Linked DNA regions of Homo sapiens: region 1 is linked to region 2. A link is an interaction called in ENCODE POLR2A ChIA-PET data of the cell type or tissue named here. Cell type or tissue: GM12878. All regions are shown on one strand. Links, peaks and the distances in the headings refer to the core of each region. The heading gives the core; the rest is flanking DNA.

Region 1 (8,479 bases), core at 2,485-4,984, 750 kb after region 2:
TTTGATCTCAGAGTCTTCATCACAGTACAACTTCTACTCTTTTTGTTTGTTAGTTTGGTTTTGGAAAACTGAAAGTAGCTCAGGGCCTCGGGTTGCTGTCTTCCAGGCCCCCAGGGCTTGGCACTGCCTCGACCCTAGTGGAGGGGGTCGCTGCCCTCTGAGAACACTGCCCTATAGGCTCCCTCCCTGCTGCCCACCCCCATAAGTTACCCCTGCCCCTTTCACCCCTCCGGGCCTCCAGGTCCAGAAACCTCTGGGCCCCTGTCCCCACTCAGACCTCAGATCCCTGGCGGGAGTTTCCTGTCCCCATCACTGCACTTTCCATGACACAAGAGGAAGTCAGCTGAGCCCAGGCTGGGTTTTCCAGGCAGCGAGGCCCAGTAGAGGCTGAAGGTGGGGGAAGGGGTTGCTGAGCCCCCAGGGCCGGGTGTCAGAACCTCCTCAACCTCTACCGGAGAGGTGCCTGCCGGTGCTGCCGTGGGCCACACCAGGTAATCTGGGGTGGGGTGTGCCTGTGTCTGTCACCCCTCTGGACTCGGTGACTCCTCAGTGCCCCCAGGTGTGCCCTCTTCACTGGGGCAAAGGGGCACTAGGATCTGGGGAAAGGGGAGGAGCTGAGGGTGGGAGGGAGGAGGTGAAGGAGGCTGAGGAATGTGACTGGTGCATAGTAGGACCTCAGGGTTTGTTGAATGAATGAAGGAAGAAATCTATGGAATGATTCCCAAAGATAATGGATGGCCTGGTGGCCAGATGAGAAGGGCAGAAGAGGCCTACAAGTGTGTGTGGATGACTCAGTGACCTGGATCCTTGGAAACCTCTGTTTGGCTGTGGGGGTGGGGGCACCCAGGGAGCTGACTTCGCAACACTCCCCTCCCCGCCAGCTCAGGAAGTGCCTCTCCTCCCCCAGCTTTGTTCCCACCCAGTTTGGCTGTTGGTGGGGGGTGGGGAGGGGGAGAAGGAGGATCTAGGATCCAGGTCTGGACATGCATGTGGCGTGCAGTGTGGTGGAGACGCGCTGGCCTGGTGGCACCTGCATTCGAGTCTCACCTTTGGCACCTTTGCAGTCAAGTCCCTGTCATGCTCTGGGCCGAGGTTGGCTCATATGTAAAATGCAGAGATTGGATGGTCCCGAGGCCCAGCTCTCTTGTCCTAGGAACCCAGCATGAAAGTGTTTGACTGGCGTGCCGAGTCCAGTCGGAGGTGGGGGATTTCTCTGTGTGGGGCCTGGAGGTTTACCTCTTTCGCTAGTGTGAGAGGGAGCTGAGTGTTGAGTGAGTGTCAGGGCTTTGGGGAGGGGCAGAAGACTGAGGATTCCAAGTGGCCTGAACAGGGTCCCGCTGGCTTGGGAAGGTGTCTCAGTGTGTGTACTTTCCCCAAGTCCAGGTGCGAGTCGAGCAGCTGGGGAGGAGGCCGTCTTGCCTGGAGGGACAGATAAGGCTCCCCCACTGACCCCCTACTTTCCTAGCCCCTCACGGACAACACTAGGCAGCCTCCTGTGGCTTCTGGAAGGTCTGTGATCAGTGGTACCCTGGCGTGAGCGGGCTGGTTGGCTCAGGCTGCATTCGCCCCCGCCTCTGCTGGGCCCTCCTCAAGTTCCCCTCACTGGGGCTGTGTTCCTGGAGCCCCTTTCCATTGCTACCTGCCCCCCAACCCAGGCCTGCTGTAGGCCTGCCCACAGCCCGGGGTGCCAGTCACACATCCCGCAGCCTGAGGCCCTGAGGACTCAGCATTCATATTCACTCTTCCGCTGCTACTGTAAGATTAGACTTGTTCGACCATAAGGCATAGGCTTTGGTTGAGAAAATAAGGCCTCCTAGTAGTGTACGACAGGTGTTAATGAAGGCTGTTGTTCATGTGAAATAATTGAGGATCAGAGAGGTTATGTGAATTCTCCAAGGTGCACAGATAACCAACAGTGAGCTTTGGACTGGACCGCCAGGCCTCCTCTTCCACAGGCACCCCTTGCCCTGGTGCAGCCTCTCTCTCATCTCAGGCTGGTGCTTCTCGTGGCCATTTAGGGGTTTCGCTGTGTCACAGTAGAGATCTTGGGGGCCTAGGAGGCCGGCTGACCCAACTGTGTGTCCTCGGTGTGGCAGCCTTGGCCCTTGGAGCCTCAGATCCCATCTGTAAAACGGGTGGAACACAGCCTGCCTTGAAGGGATGTTGGGAGGCTGGCCGGGTGCACTTGTGGAAAAGGCTCACGTGGCGGTCAGCACGCAGAGCTTCAGCGTGGCTCTCAGCTTCTTAGAGCAGTGCTTAGCGTTCCTGAAGACCTGACACTGGTCAGGAGCGCTCCTGCCTTCTCTCCCCCGCACCTAGCACCCGGCACAAAGCTATTTCTTGAACAAATGAATGATTGACAGAGAAGCTTTCAGCAGGGACACATGAAACAGACTGACAAGCACACCCTGCTCCCCGCACCCCCCACCACCGCCCTGAGCTTCCAGCCCAGTGGGGAGGCTACCTGACAGGCAACTGGGACACAGCATGGAAAGGCCAGGCCTGAGGGAGCACAGAGGGGGACGCGTGTCCAATCCAGCCTCTGGGAAAATCAGGGAAGGCTTCCTGGAGGGGGTGACATCTAGATGAAGACCCAAAGGATGAGTGGTTTTCCAGCTTGGTGGTGGGATCAATTTTCCAGGCTGAGGGAAGCATGAGGACAATGACTTCTGAGTCCTGCTAGCGTAGTGGCTTCTAGATGGGTCCAGAAGTGGGACGCTGTGGGCAGCATCCTGGCTCAGCCCCTCACTGGCTCCGTGCCTAGGGTGGAGTCTCTCCCCCCGGGTCTCAGTTTATCTGTGAAATAAAGGCGCTGCACCAGATGGTCCACCAGATTCCTCAATCTGTCAGTTGAAGCTTGGAGTCTCATTTAAAGAATATCAGTTACCAGAAGCTGGAAAATTGATACAGCCATTTTTAAGGGATAAAATGGCAAAAGCCACATTAAAAAAAAATCTCGTATACACTATTACCTTTAGAGAAGCCTCCTATACTCACCAGGGTGCAAGGCAGTATGCACAGGGGTGCTGAAGTCACCAACGGATAATAAAACACGGGAAAGATAGGGCAAAGGGCAAATAAGTTCCAAACCAGCTACACTCTGGAATAGTTGGGAATATAGCCATCAAGAAAGGGCTCATAGATCCCCGTATCCTGACACAGAGAAATGTCCATGATATTTTTGCTCAGTGAAAACATTAAATTTCAGAACAATTTATATATTGCAGTCTTATTTTCATAAAATAAAAATATCAATGAGTTGAATAGTTTCTACATTTACAGAAATTAATTGTGGGGGTGAGATTTGATCAAGATGGTAGCATGAGGTTGGGTAAGGATTTTATTTTAAAAGGGGTCTGCAGAAAATCTTTTAAAGAAAAAAGTCCTGGTATTTGTTTGTATAATTATGTAAAACATATAACATTTTTATAACGTGATTTTTTAATAATAAAAATAATGCATGCTTTTGTGAAAAATTAGCAAAACTATAGAATATAAAGAAAAAATAAAACCACTCACAATCCTACCATTCATTATGACCACAGTTAATATGTTATATATTTTATTCTTTTCAATTTATAATTACGATAATCTACTGTTTCAAAATTAGTATCATGTATTTGTGATATACATGTTTATATGTACGAGGTATATATATTTTATATAAATTATATATCTTTTATAAATATACTTAAGATATATACACACAGATATCTATATGTAGATATATATAAAGAGATATCTTTGTATCTGCTTTTTTTCTTAAAGTATATCTTGAGTGTCGTGCCATGTCATAGACTTATATAACATGGTTTTTAAAAATGGGTCTACAATAGCTAATAAAAGTTCTGATTTTTACTTAACCAATCCCTATTATTGGACATTTGTGTTGTTTACTCTTTTTTTTTTTGTTTTTTTTTTGAGACAGTATCTCAGTCTGTTGCCCAGGCTGGAGTGCAGTGGTGCGATCACAGCTCACTGCTACTTTGACTTCCTGGGCTCAAGTGACCCTCCTTCCTCGGCCTTAGCTGGGACTACAGGCATGAGCTACCACGCTTGGTTAATTTTTAAAAACAAATTTTTTGTAGAGATAGGGTCTCGCTGTGTTGCCCAGGCTGGTCTCAAACTCCTAGGCTCAAGCGATCCTCCTGCCTCAGCCCCGCAAAGTGCTGGGATTACAGGCGTGAGCCACTTTACCCAGCTCCTCATTTTTTTTTTTTTGCTATTAAAAATAACTGTGATAAATATTTTTGCACAATCATATCCTTATTTCCTTTAATTAGAATTATTTGAATCAAGGATTATGACCATTTTAAATACTAAAAGCACACTGTAAAAATTGAATTAGTTACCTCCATCCCAACTTACTTCTAGTAGATCTGAATACTGATTGGCTGAGTTTACTTAAAGAGGGACACACTTGAGTAGGTTTATAACTACTTTAGGGATCAGGATTTTTCTGTTCCATGATGGGCACTCTAGGTGCCCTGTGACTGTCAGTGTGGAAGAGGTCCAGGTCCACCTCGAGGGACAGGTTTGATATAAGAATAAGACATGTTTGTGATCATTAGTGAGTGTCCAGGACTCCACCTTGGGGGACAAATTTGATATAAAAGTGAGACATGTTTGTGATCATTTACTGAATGTCCAGGACATTCCTCGAGTGACTTCTGTTTGTCTTTGATGGCGGGTCCTTCCCTTTGCCCATTGCTGGGAGGTTTGGAGGAGCTGAGGTCACCAGCCTTGTTTCAGAGATGAGGAGACTGAAGTTCTGAGAGATGAGGGGATGGGTCCAGGTGCAGTCAGCCTTGGCCTGTGGCAAGAGGCAGGTCCCCAAGGCAATCTGGAGAGAGTCGGTTCTGGTCTGGTGTGGAGGGTGGGAGGGCATAGCTCAACAACTTCTACCCCATCCACACCGATGTGGAGCGCTCACCTCGATATGTGTCCCAGCAAGCCCCAACACTTCAGCATGGGTTATATGTTCCTAATTCTGTAAGCTCTTCTGAGGCCAGGGCCATGTTGGGTTGACCCTGTGGGATGATCTGGAAACAAATACTTATTGGTGTTATATGTGGTGATGATGATAGTGATGATCATGTCAATGATGAGAATGATGATAATGGCAGTAATGATGCTGATGGTGATGATGAAATGATGAAGATGATGGTGATGATGATGTCAGTAATGTTGATGAAGTCGATGATGATGATGATGGTGGTGATAATAGCTACCATTTACTAAGGGCTTACACAGTGCTAGGGACTCTATGTAATTACATTATCTTAGTTTTTTTCCCCAGAGTGAGTATGACACCTTGGCCGGGCGTAGTGGCTCGTGCCTGTAATCCCAGCACTTTGGGAGGCCGAGGCAGGAGAATCACTTGAGCCCAGGAGTTAAAGACCAGCCTGGGCAACACGGTGAAACCCTGTCTCTATAAAAAAATTAAAAAAAAATTATCCAGGCATGGTGGTGTGTGCCTGTAGTCCCAGCCACTTGGGAGGCAGAGATGGGAGGATTGCTTGAGCCCAGGAGGTTGAGGCTGCAGTGAGCTGTGATCATGCCACTGCACTCCAACCTGGGTGACAGAGTTAATATATACATACCACCTTCACTGATGTGGAGGATGACTTGAGGTGGCTCACAGATGAACATTTTTATCTTAATAATGTGTTTGTTTTACTTTATATTAATTTATATACTGAAAATAGATAACTAGCTCACCAGATTCATGGTTTATACATTTCATTTTTAGATTAACTAGTGAGTTGATTTAAAGGAAAAATATTAAGTAAAAATAATATTTGGTACTTGGATAAGGTAAACGTGAATGGAAATTTTGAATCATTGACATTTGGAAGCATTTGGGGCAGATATCATTTTTATTCTATTTTGCAGAAGAGTGAGTAGATACTCAGAGAGTTTAATTAGCCTGAGATTATACACCATCCAGGTGGTAAAGCTGGGCTGGAACCCAGATGCTTAATTTAAAACAACAACAACTTTTTACTTATATATGGGATACACACAGCACAGTACATGCAGTGTGTTATAAATGTAACTTCACACACTGCACGTGCTGGTGTAACCAGCACCTGGGAGGCTCCCCACTGCCCCGCACTGCTCCCTACCCAAGTATCCACTGTCCTGACTTCTGTCATCATAGATTGGCTTTGCCTTTTCTTTGAACTTTATTTTATTTATTTATTATTTTGAGACAAGAGTCTGTCACCCAGGCTGGAGTGCAGTGGTGCCATCTTGGCTCACTGCAGCTTCTGCCTCCCAGGTTCAAATGAGTCTCCTGCATCAGCCTCCCGAGCAGCTGGGATTACAGGTGTGCACCACCACGTCTGGCTAATTTTTATTTTTTATTTTTTTTATTTTTTTTTTTTTTAAGAAATTTAGATTTTATTCTTTTTTTTTTTTTTTTTTTATTATACTCTAAGTTTTAGGGTACATGTGCACATTGTGCAGGTTAGTTACATATGTATACATGTGCCATGCTGGTGCGCTGCACCCACTAATGTGTCATCTAGCATTAGGTATATCTCCCAATGCTATCCCTCCCCCCTCCCCCGACCCCACCACAGTCCCCAGAGTGTGATATTCCCCTTCCTGTGTCCATGTGATCTCATTGTTCAATTCCCACCTATGAGTGAGAATATGCGGTGTTTGGTTTTTTGTTCTTGCGATAGTTTACTGAGAATGATGGTTTCCAATTTCATCCATGTCCCTACAAAGGATATGAACTCATCATTTTTTATGGCTGCATAGTATTCCATGGTGTATATGTGCCACATTTTCTTAATCCAGTCTATCATTGTTGGACATTTGGGTTGGTTCCAAGTCTTTGCTATTGTGAATAGTGCCGCAATAAACATACGTGTGCATGTGTCTTTATAGCAGCATGATTTATACTCATTTGGGTATATACCCAGTAATGGGATGGCTGGGTCAAATGGTATTTCTAGTTCTAGATCCCTGAGGAATCGCCACACTGACTTCCACAATGGTTGAACTAGTTTACAGTCCCACCAACAGTGTAAAAGTGTTCCTATTTCTCCGCATCCTCTCCAGCACCTGTTGTTTCCTGACTTTTTAATGATTGCCATTCTAACTGGTGTGAGATGATATCTCATAGTGGTTTTGATTTGCATTTCTCTGATGGCCAGTGATGATGAGCATTTCTTCATGTGTTTTTTGGCTGCATAAATGTCTTCTTTTGAGAAGTGTCTGTTCATGTCCTTCGCCCACTTTTTGATGGGGTTGTTTGTTTTTTTCTTGTAAATTTGTTTGAGTTCATTGTAGATTCTGGATATTAGCCCTTTGTCAGATGAGTAGGTTGCAAAAATTTTCTCCCATGTTGTAGGTTGCCTGTTCACTCTGATGGTAGTTTCTTTTGCTGTGCAGAAGCTCTTTAGTTTAATTAGATCCCATTTGTCAATTTTGTCTTTTGTTGCCATTGCTTTTGGTGTTTTGGACATGAAGTCCTTGCCCACGCCTATGTCCTGAATGGTAATGCCTAGGTTTTCTTCTAGGGTTTTTATGGTTTTAGGTTTAACGTTTAAATCTTTAATCCATCTTGAATTGATTTTTGTATAAGGTGTAAGGAAGGGATCCAGTTTCAGCTTTCTACATATGGCTAGCCAGTTTTCCCAGCACCATTTATTAAATAGGGAATCCTTTCCCCATTGCTTGTTTTTCTCAGGTTTGTCAAAGATCAGATAGTTGTAGATATGCGGCATTATTTCTGAGGGCTCTGTTCTGTTCCATTGATCTATATCTCTGTTTTGGTACCAGTACCATGCTCTTTTGGTTACTGTAGCCTTGTAGTATAGTTTGAAGTCAGGTAGTGTGATGCCTCCAGCTTTGTTCTTTTGGCTTAGGATTGACTTGGCGATGCGGGCTCTTTTTTGGTTCCATATGAACTTTAAAGTAGTTTTTTCCAATTCTGTGAAGAAAGTCATTGGTAGCTTGATGGGGATGGCATTGAATCTGTAAATTACCTTGGGCAGTATGGCCATTTTCACGATATTGATTCTTCCTACCCATGAGCATGGAATGTTCTTCCATTTGTTTGTCTCCTCTTTTATTTCCTTGAGCAGTGGTTTGTAGTTCTCCTTGAAGAGGTCCTTCACATCCCTTGTAAGTTGGATTCCTAGGTATTTTATTCTCTTTGAAGCAATTGTGAATGGGAGTTCACCCATGATCTGGCTCTCTGTTTGTCTGTTGTTGGTGTATAAGAATGCTTGTGATTTTTGTACATTGATTTTGTATCCTGAGACTTTGCTGAAGTTGCTTATCAGCTTAAGGAGATTTTGGGCTGAGACGATGGGGTTTTCTAGATAAACAATCATGTCGTCTGCAAACAGGGACAATTTGACTTCCTCTTTTCCTAATTGAATACCCTTTATTTCTAATTTTTATTTTTTTAGTAGAGACGGGGTTTCGTCTTGTTGGCTAGGCCGGTCTTGAACTCCTA
Region 2 (8,244 bases), core at 3,515-6,014:
GGGGAAGAGAGGAGCACAATGTGTTTCTTTTTCTTTTTTTTTTTTGAGAGATGGGGGGGGGTCTCACTATGTTGCCCAGGCTGGTCTCGAACTCCTGGGCTCAAGCAATTCTCCTGCCTCAGCCTCCCAGGTGGCTGGGATTACAGGTGCATGCCACCACACCCAGCACAACGTATTAAAGAGCTCACATCCCCAGTGAAAGGAAGCATACCAACTCATCAAAAAAGATGCTACAGGCCGGATGCGGTGGCTCACACCTGTAATCCCAGCACTTTGGGAGGCCAAGGCAGGTAGATCACAAGGTCAGAAGTTTGATACCGGCCTGACCAACATAGCAAAACCCCATCTCTACTAAAAATACAAAAATTAGTCAGGCATGGTGGCGAGTGCCTGTAATCCCAGCTACTCGGGAGGCTGAGGCAGGAGAATTGCTTGAACCCGGAGGTGGAGGTTGCAGTGACCCAAGATCACACCATTGCTTCCAGCTTGGGTGACAAGAGCAGGACTCTGTCTCAAAAAAAAAAAAAAATACTGCTACTTTACTGTCCCCAAACAAAAACAGATTTGTTAGATGAGTCCTTAGCTAAGGAACATCAAAAAATACAATCCGCTGAGCCAAAAGACAAGAAAGGTGTGTGCCTGTCTTCATAATGAGTAGTACACCATGGCTTTGTGGTTCGGACCTGATCCAGAGACAGGGCTCAGGAAGTCAGCAGAATGGAGAGTCACCATGGCCCTCAGCATAGGCACACCTGCCTTGTCACCCTGTAGCCTCAGAGCACTGAGCAGAGAGGAATCCTGGTCCCTCTGTCTCAACTGCTGTCCAACAGGACAGATGCCCAGGGCTGCTGACACTTACCTTTAAGTGGCCAATGACGAATTTGTGGACAAGGTGGTTCCACTTGGGTTTTCTGTAGACAGACAGGTGGCCATAATCATGTTGCAGCCATCCAGCTTGGGCCTGGGGAGAGAGGGTCACACGTGCTGTCACAGCCTCAGCAAACAGGCACCAGGCCTCTGTCAGCTAGGGGAAGTGAGGGTGTCACGCCTCACCTGAGAGGTAGCAAGGACAAAGGCCGTGATGAGGGTAGGAATCCAGCCATTGCCAAAGTAAAAGACAGTGAACCATGCAATGCTCTCCAGGGCGATGATGTGGGCCAGGAGGAGGAGGAAGAACACGTGGTTGGTCTTGAACAGGTTCATGTCCTCAGCCGTCTTCCTCAGGGCCCGGAAGTCCTCAGTGATCTTTGACTGTTGACCAAGAGCACAGGGAAAGGAGTCAGCCACCAGCCACTCTGGAGGGAACATATGTCTCGAGCTGCCATTTCAACAGCCAATGCACAACCCAGAGAAGCTGTGGCAAGAGGGGGCCAAGCCACAAGCCTCGACCCTCCAGGAGTCCCTACAATAGCTGCTGTTACCACATGCCCCACACAGCCCTGGGGCCTGTATATTTGTCACAGCTAGGTAAGAGTGACAGAGAAAGGCTTTGACTCAAAAGCTTGCATTTTATACACCCTGTGTTCATAGCTCTATTCACATCAGGAAAAAGGTAGAAACAACACAAAGATCTCGTGATGGATGAATGGATCAGCAACACGTGGTCTATCCATGCAATGGAATATTACTCAGCCTTGAAAAGGGAGGAAATTCTGACACATGCTACAATGTGAGTGAACTTTGAAGACATCATGCTAAGGGAAACAGGCCAGTCACCAAAGGACAAATATTGTATGATTCCATATACAGGAGGTCCTTGGAGAGGCCAAATTCAGAGACAGAAAGTAGAATGGTGCCTGCCAGGGGCTGAGAGGTGGGAGAATGAGGAGTGAGTGCTTAATGGATGTGGAATTTCAATTTGGGGAAGATGAGAACTGGATGGTGGTGATGGTTACATAACAATGTAAATGTGCTTATTTGATGCCACTGAACTGTACACGTCAAATGACCAAAATGGTTGACCACACTTTTTTAAAAAAGAAAACTTTAATCCCAGCACTTTGGGTGGCCGAGGCAGGCAGATCACCTGAGGTCAGGAGTTCGAGACCAGCCTGGCCAACATAGTGAAACTCCATCTCTACTAAAAATACAAAAATTAGCCAGGCATGATGATGGGCACCTGTAATCCCAGCTACATGGGAGGCTGAGGCAGGAGAACTGCTTGAACCTGGAGGCGGAGGTTGCAGTGAGCCGAGATGGTGTCACTGCACTCCAGCCTGGGTAACAAGAGCAAAACTCCATCTCAAAAAAAAAAAGAAAGAAAGAAAAGAAAAGAAAAATAAAACTTGCATTTTCCACCACCAAACAGAGCACCACTTGCTCTGCGCACACTGTTGGGTCTTGAGGGGTTGAGTTGGGGGCGACACAAACTAGCGCAGGAGGGCGAGCTGAGGCAGGCAGGAGGGGGCTGTGAGTCCCGGGCACATGGAGCCAGGGAGGCAAAGCGGAGTCAAGGAGGGCCCTGGGAACACAATGGCATTGCGAGGAAGAAGGAACTTGGGACAAGAGGCAGGGGCAGGGCCGGACGGGGAGGAGAGTGGATACAAGGAGAGGAGCGGTACCCACAGGGCATGACCAAGGTGCTATGAAGGGTGGTTCTGGTGGTGCCTGGTGGGAGCTTGGATGCTAAATGGTGCAGGATCTGCAGCAGAAAGGGAGAGCAGTGGAGAGAGCCAAGGAGCAAGGCCATGGACAAGGGAGCTACAGGGCAGGACGAGCAGAGCTGGGGAAGCCGCAGGCCAGGAGGTGCTGGAGGTGAGAGTGGGAGATGGACCCACTTGCGAAGGAGGCAGGAGGGGACAAGCATGGGCTGGCATGGGTACAGGGCAGGTGATCTCATGTGCCATGGAGGGCAAGGTGAGAGGAGGGGCATTGGCCTTTGAAGGACCTGCAGGGTGGCCCGCAGCTCATCAGGAAAGCCAGAGGCAATGGGGGTGGTGGGGGACTGGCCAAGAGTCCAGGCCGGGAGAGACCCTGGTCCTGCCCTGGCTCTGCTAAACAGAGGGGTCTGGCCCAGGCTGGCAACAAGAGGAGGAAGAGCTTGCTGAGGCCAGGGTGGGACTTCCATGACCACCCTGGTCACAGCCTGTGGGTACCACTCCTCTCCTTGTAACAACTCTCCTCCCCGTCCTGCCCTGCCCCTGCCTCCTGTCCCAACTTTCTTCTATAAACGGCTCCGCCATTTACATGGAGACTTCATTGTTGAACAAAACAACAGCCCATGAGACCTCAGGGGTTGCTATTTTCACACATGGCTGTCCTGGAAGCCCAGCACCCAGGGGGGCGTCTGACCTGCAGACAATGAACAGATGACCAGGGAATGGTCATTCTTTCTCAAAGAGGTGCCCCGGACCACACACCCCAAAGCCACTCTTGTCATCAAATGACATTTTTCGGTGTTTCTGTCCTGTCTTTCCCCTAGATTGTCATCTGGCACCTTCCTGGAAAGGGATGGAGGAGAAGGAAAATGAAACTGGCCAGGAGAGAGGAGACGCCACTAGTTGTTGTCAAACCCCGGCTCCCAGGGAGGCTCTGAGGCCCTCCCTGAACACAGGTGAACCACAGTGGCTCCTCCAGGACAAAAGCACCCCTGCCTCAGCCCCAGTTACTGGTCATGGGGCAAGGGGAGCCTCTCTCAGACTCCCAGCCACCCCCAGCCTCGTCTCCACCCCCACCCAGGTTGCAAGCCAGACTTACGTTCTTGCCGTGGTCCTGGCTGGGCTCCTCCGGGGCCAGTTCACCAATCAGCAGGGGTTTCAAGAACTTGCCCACGAATTCCAGGTCAGGGTGGAAGGCGCGGAAGGCATCCTGGAGAGCAGAGGGCAGTGATGAGGCTAAGACCTGAACTCTGTCTGCTCTTGGGCCCCAAGGAGGACAGTGCTCACCAGCAACAGCTCCATGTGTGCACCCAGACACCAAACGGGGTCTCCTGTGATCTGGCCCCAAATGCCGTCTCCAGCATTTTTCCAGGACAGAGCCCTCAGTGCCCAACGCCAATGGCAACAGCCACCTGGGCTTCTGTGCTGGTGCAGGCATGCTACACTCCCCAGGGGTTTGTGAATAGATGCATAGGCTGCCTTTGGGCAGGTCGGGAAATGGTGACCCTCCAGGAAGGCGCACCAGGCAGACACGGGGCTCAGGGAGGACTTGAGCCTCGACTGCTCGTGAGCTGAGTGCCTTGCATGGTGCACAAACCACACCACCCACCATCTCTTACTAGTTCCTCACCTACATGTCCAGGGTGGTCAATGAAAAGGACAAGACCGAATACTACCTTGGCACTGGAAATGTGCTGTGATGAAGTAAATAAAAAAATAAACACAGAATTATGTAAAAAGCGTTCCTGAAAAAAAGCCTAGGAGGATCTAGGCTATTATTGCACATGTTAAGGTAGCTGGATTATGCCTTGCTTTATTTTCATTACTTTCCAAACTCTAACACTGCTATAATGATACACATTTTAATCTTTTTTTCCCAATTATAAAGTAAAAACGTGCTGAGTTTTGGCCAAGTTAGAAAAGGCACAGCAGAATAAAGAGGAAAATAAATATCACCCAGAAAGTGGTCATTATTGCTAATATTTTAGCATTTTTCCTTCCAGCTTTTTTCTATACATATTATGCATATTACATGAATTATCTCATAAAAAATCTAGTATTTCTATTAGAGATGAGCCAGCACCAGGCTCCCCTGAGGGGATGCAATAGAATGTCCCAGTGGTGAACACTGTGTAATCTGCATCAAATCAAGCTTCCAGACATTGGTAGGATTGGCAAACCAGTCAAACTCCACCATGAGAAACAATCAGAAAAATCAATATAGCTGGGGAAAAACATACAAGTTTGTGGAAAAAACAAAAGTACGGAAGCATGGTCTAGATTAAAAGAGACTAAAATGATATAAAAACTGCAACTCTTGACTGGTCGCAGGGGCTCATGCCTGTAATCCCAGCACTTTGGGAGGCAGAGGCAGGAGGATCACTTGAGGCCAGGAGTTCAAGACCAGCCTGAGTAACATAGCAAGACCCCTGTCTCTACTAAGAATAAACAAAATTAGCCAGGCATGGTGGCCTGCACCAATAACTCCAGTTACTCGGGAGGCTGAGGCAGGAAGATACAATAAGCAATGATGGTGCCACTGCACTCCAGCCTGGGCAAGAGAGTGAGACCCTGTCTCAAAAAACAAACAGGCCGGGCACAGTGGCTCATGCCTGTAATCCCAGCACTTTGGGAAGCCGAGGCAGGGCGATCACCTGAAGTTAGGAGTTTGAGATCGGCCTGGGCAACATGGTGAAATCCCACCTCTACTGAAAATACAAAAATTAGCCAGGTGTAGCGGCGCACGCCTGTAATCCCAGCTGCTCAGGAGGCTGAGGCATGAGAATCCTTTGAAACCAGGAGGTGGAGGTTGCAGTGAGCCAAGATTGCACCACTGCACTCCAGCCTGGGCGACAGAGTGAGACTTTGACTCAAAAAACAAACAAACAAACAAACAAAACAACATCCTGCAATTCTTTAATGTGACAGGCTCTCACTTGAAGGAAAAAAGAAGTTATACCAGGTTTTTCGGGAGTTGAATGAGAAAAAATGAATATGGACCAGATATTTGATCATATCAAGGAATTACTATTAATTTTCTTAAATGTGACAAAGGTACTGTGATGATGTTAGAGCATCTCTTCCTTTTTTCTCCGGAAATGTTGAAGACCTTAGGGATGTGATCACACAATGACGCAGCTTATTTTCAAAAGGCAACTGCACACATATAAAGAGGAAAAACGCAAATGTGGCAAAATGTTAAGACTAGTGAATCTTGGTTGAGGATACACAGGTGTTTGCTTGTTCCTTCAACATTTAAGGATGTTGGGAAAATTTCAAAATTAAAAAGAAGAGGGGGCCGGGTGCGGTAATCCCAGCACTTTGGGAGGCCGAGGCGGCGGATTGCCTGAGGCCAGAAGTTTGAGATCAGACTGGCCAACATGGTGAAACCCCGTCTCTACTAAAAATACAAAAAAAAAAAAAAAAATTAGCCAGGTGTGGTGGCACACGCCCGTAATCCCAGCTACTTGGGAGGTTGAGGCAGGGAATTGCTTTAGCCAGGGAGGTGGAAGGTTGCAGTGAGCTGAGATCGTGCCACTGCATTCCAGCCTGGCGACAGAGCGAGACTCCATCTCAAAAAAAAAAAAAAAGGGTCGGGGGAAGGTGGAGAAAGTGCTAACCACTCCTGGAAATCTTTTCAGCCCCACACGTAAGGATCTCCCAAGGGTAACTGCCAGTCTCCCATCATCTCCTTACTGCATTGCTGGCATCAAGTCCTTTGCTTGGTCTTTGTTCTATTTGTGTCTAGAACAGACTGACAAAGCAACACTTCGTGCAGGAGAAAACTGGGCCCACGGTTTCTTAAAAAATGCCTGTGACCCACTAGCCGAGCCGAAAAGGGATGGTAGCAGAGGATCAGGTCAAGAGTATTTTCAGGGAAAAGAGACGTGCTATTCCAGGGCCCTGGGGAGGCAGGGAGAAGTCCCTGGGGAGGCAGGGAGAAGTCCCTGGGGAGGCAGGGAGGAGGCCCTGGGGGCAGGCAGGGAGGAGGGCTGGGGTGGGGGGGCAGGCAGGGAGGAGGCCCAGGGTGCGGGCAGGGAGGAGCCCAGGGTTGCAGTGGTGACCAGCTTTGCTGGCTCTGGGTGGGGTGATCAGTCCCCACCAGAGCCTCAGCCGCCTATGCAAAATGAGCAAGGCCCTGGGAGAGGCCCGGAGGAGCTGCCAAAGTCAGGGCCCAGGGCTGGGCCTGAAAAAGCCCCTTCATTGGTCCTCCTCACATCACACCACGGCCTTTGAGAAATGAACAGGAAGTCCCTGGTAAGGCAGTTTCCTGAGAAGCAGCTGCAGTGGCTGATAACTAATGGATTCCTCTTGTCTCATTGAAAGGCAAGACTCAATGGCTTGCAAATAGACTCATCTCCACTCCTGCTGCCTCCCCAACACCCGAACCCTGCAGTCGAGGTTCCAACTCCAAGGGAGCAGACAGATGACGAGCCCTGCCTTGACCTTGGTTGCTGCTCAGCCATTTCCAGAGGGCTCTCGGGCAGCCTCACCTCCCTGAGCCCAGGGGTAATGGGCATGCGCCAGGCAGGGAGCCAGGAGTGTTGCTCATGTTACTCCCTTAGGCCTCAAGCCCCAACTTCTGAGGTGAAGATGCAGGAGCTCAGGAAGCAAAGTCCTGGGCTCCAGGTGGCAGAGCCAGGATCAAATCCAGGTCCATCTGCCTCTAAGGACTCTTTTCTCACGTGCCACACGCTTCCTGCCGTTTTAGAAAACCGAGCAGTCTGTTGGATCAGCTCCTTGCCCATGGTCAGTGTGGCAGCTTTCCGAGCAGGCCTGGTGCGGACCGCCCTTGAACATACCACGCTCCTTTCCACACCAGGGCTGCCTCCATTCGGGACTCAGCCTCAACATCACCTCCAAGAGGCTTTTCCCAACATCACATCCAAAAGAGCTCTCCCAGCCCTGGGCCTTCCCTGGGTCATTGCCCTGTTAGATCTTCATAGCAGTCATCAAGGTTCGTCATCAGACTGCGTGACGTACCCACTTGTTTATGGCCTGCGTCCCCCGCTGGAGCATAAACCCCAGTTGGGAAGGCCTGCACCTGTCTTGTTCGCTGCAATAAACACAGTGCCTGTAACGGGGCCTAATAAGATGGCTCACGAGGGAATAAATGGACCCAGGACCCCACAGCTGCACACACTCTGATCTCATACTTTCCCACTGTGCAGTCATGACCAGACACTTGTCCTCTTCCGCGTTTCACACAACTTGGCTTCTGCCTCTGGAACACCAAAAGCCTTCTCCGGCATCCCCACGCTGGTGGTTGCTACAGCTGCCACCTGCTGAGGTGACGCAGGCGAGCCACGGGGCCATGGGAGTGGCTTGCATACATCAGCCAGGCATCTTTACCAAACTTCGTGAGGCAGGTCCTTTTTTAGAGATAAGAAATCAGGCGTAGGTTGGCAGAGCCACCTGCCCACTATCACACTCGGGAATGAGCTGAGTAGAGTTTGAGTCACATGTGGCTACCTTGAGCATTGCCCGCTGTTCATACAAAGGCTTCCCTCAACATGAGTGTCCTCCTCCCTGAGAGTTGATTATATTTTGTGTCTCTCCCTTCACATTGCCATAAATGTGTCTCAAACGCTGGCAGAAGGTTTCCAGCACCTGCCGGGTTACAGAAATATCTGGCAGGTATAAGGCA

The links. ChIA-PET counts read pairs that join two places held together with the same protein. Peaks named below come from ENCODE experiments on the same cell type or tissue, not always from the same donor. Only the 100,000 strongest peaks of a DNase experiment are listed, where the experiment ranks them.
Region 1: POLR2A ChIA-PET joins it to region 2 with 6 read pairs; 1 of 35 experiments calls an interaction of 5 or more read pairs at or near these places.

The regions. Positions count from the first base shown.
Region 1 is chr11:61,084,309-61,092,787 of GRCh38, reverse strand. LOC105369325 (a long non-coding RNA gene) reads left to right here and starts at 430. Exons shown (of 2, transcript NR_188502.1): 1 at 430-491. RefSeq lists enhancers at 1-829, 1,108-1,157. In GM12878, for the core only: no CTCF peak of the experiment used is centred there; no DNase peak of the experiment used is centred there.
Region 2 is chr11:61,833,341-61,841,584 of GRCh38, reverse strand. FADS2 (fatty acid desaturase 2) reads right to left here. Exons shown (of 12, transcript NM_004265.4): 2 at 3,697-3,807; 3 at 1,054-1,251; 4 at 860-961. Among named protein-coding and RNA genes, the nearest start is that of FADS2, 9.2 kb to the right of the region's middle. RefSeq lists enhancers at 2,295-2,852, 5,607-6,474, 6,734-7,028, 6,780-7,139, 7,250-7,299 and 2 more, a silencer at 6,540-6,599 and a cis regulatory region at 6,657-6,991. In GM12878, for the core only: no CTCF peak of the experiment used is centred there; no DNase peak of the experiment used is centred there; H3K27ac peaks cover 440 bases.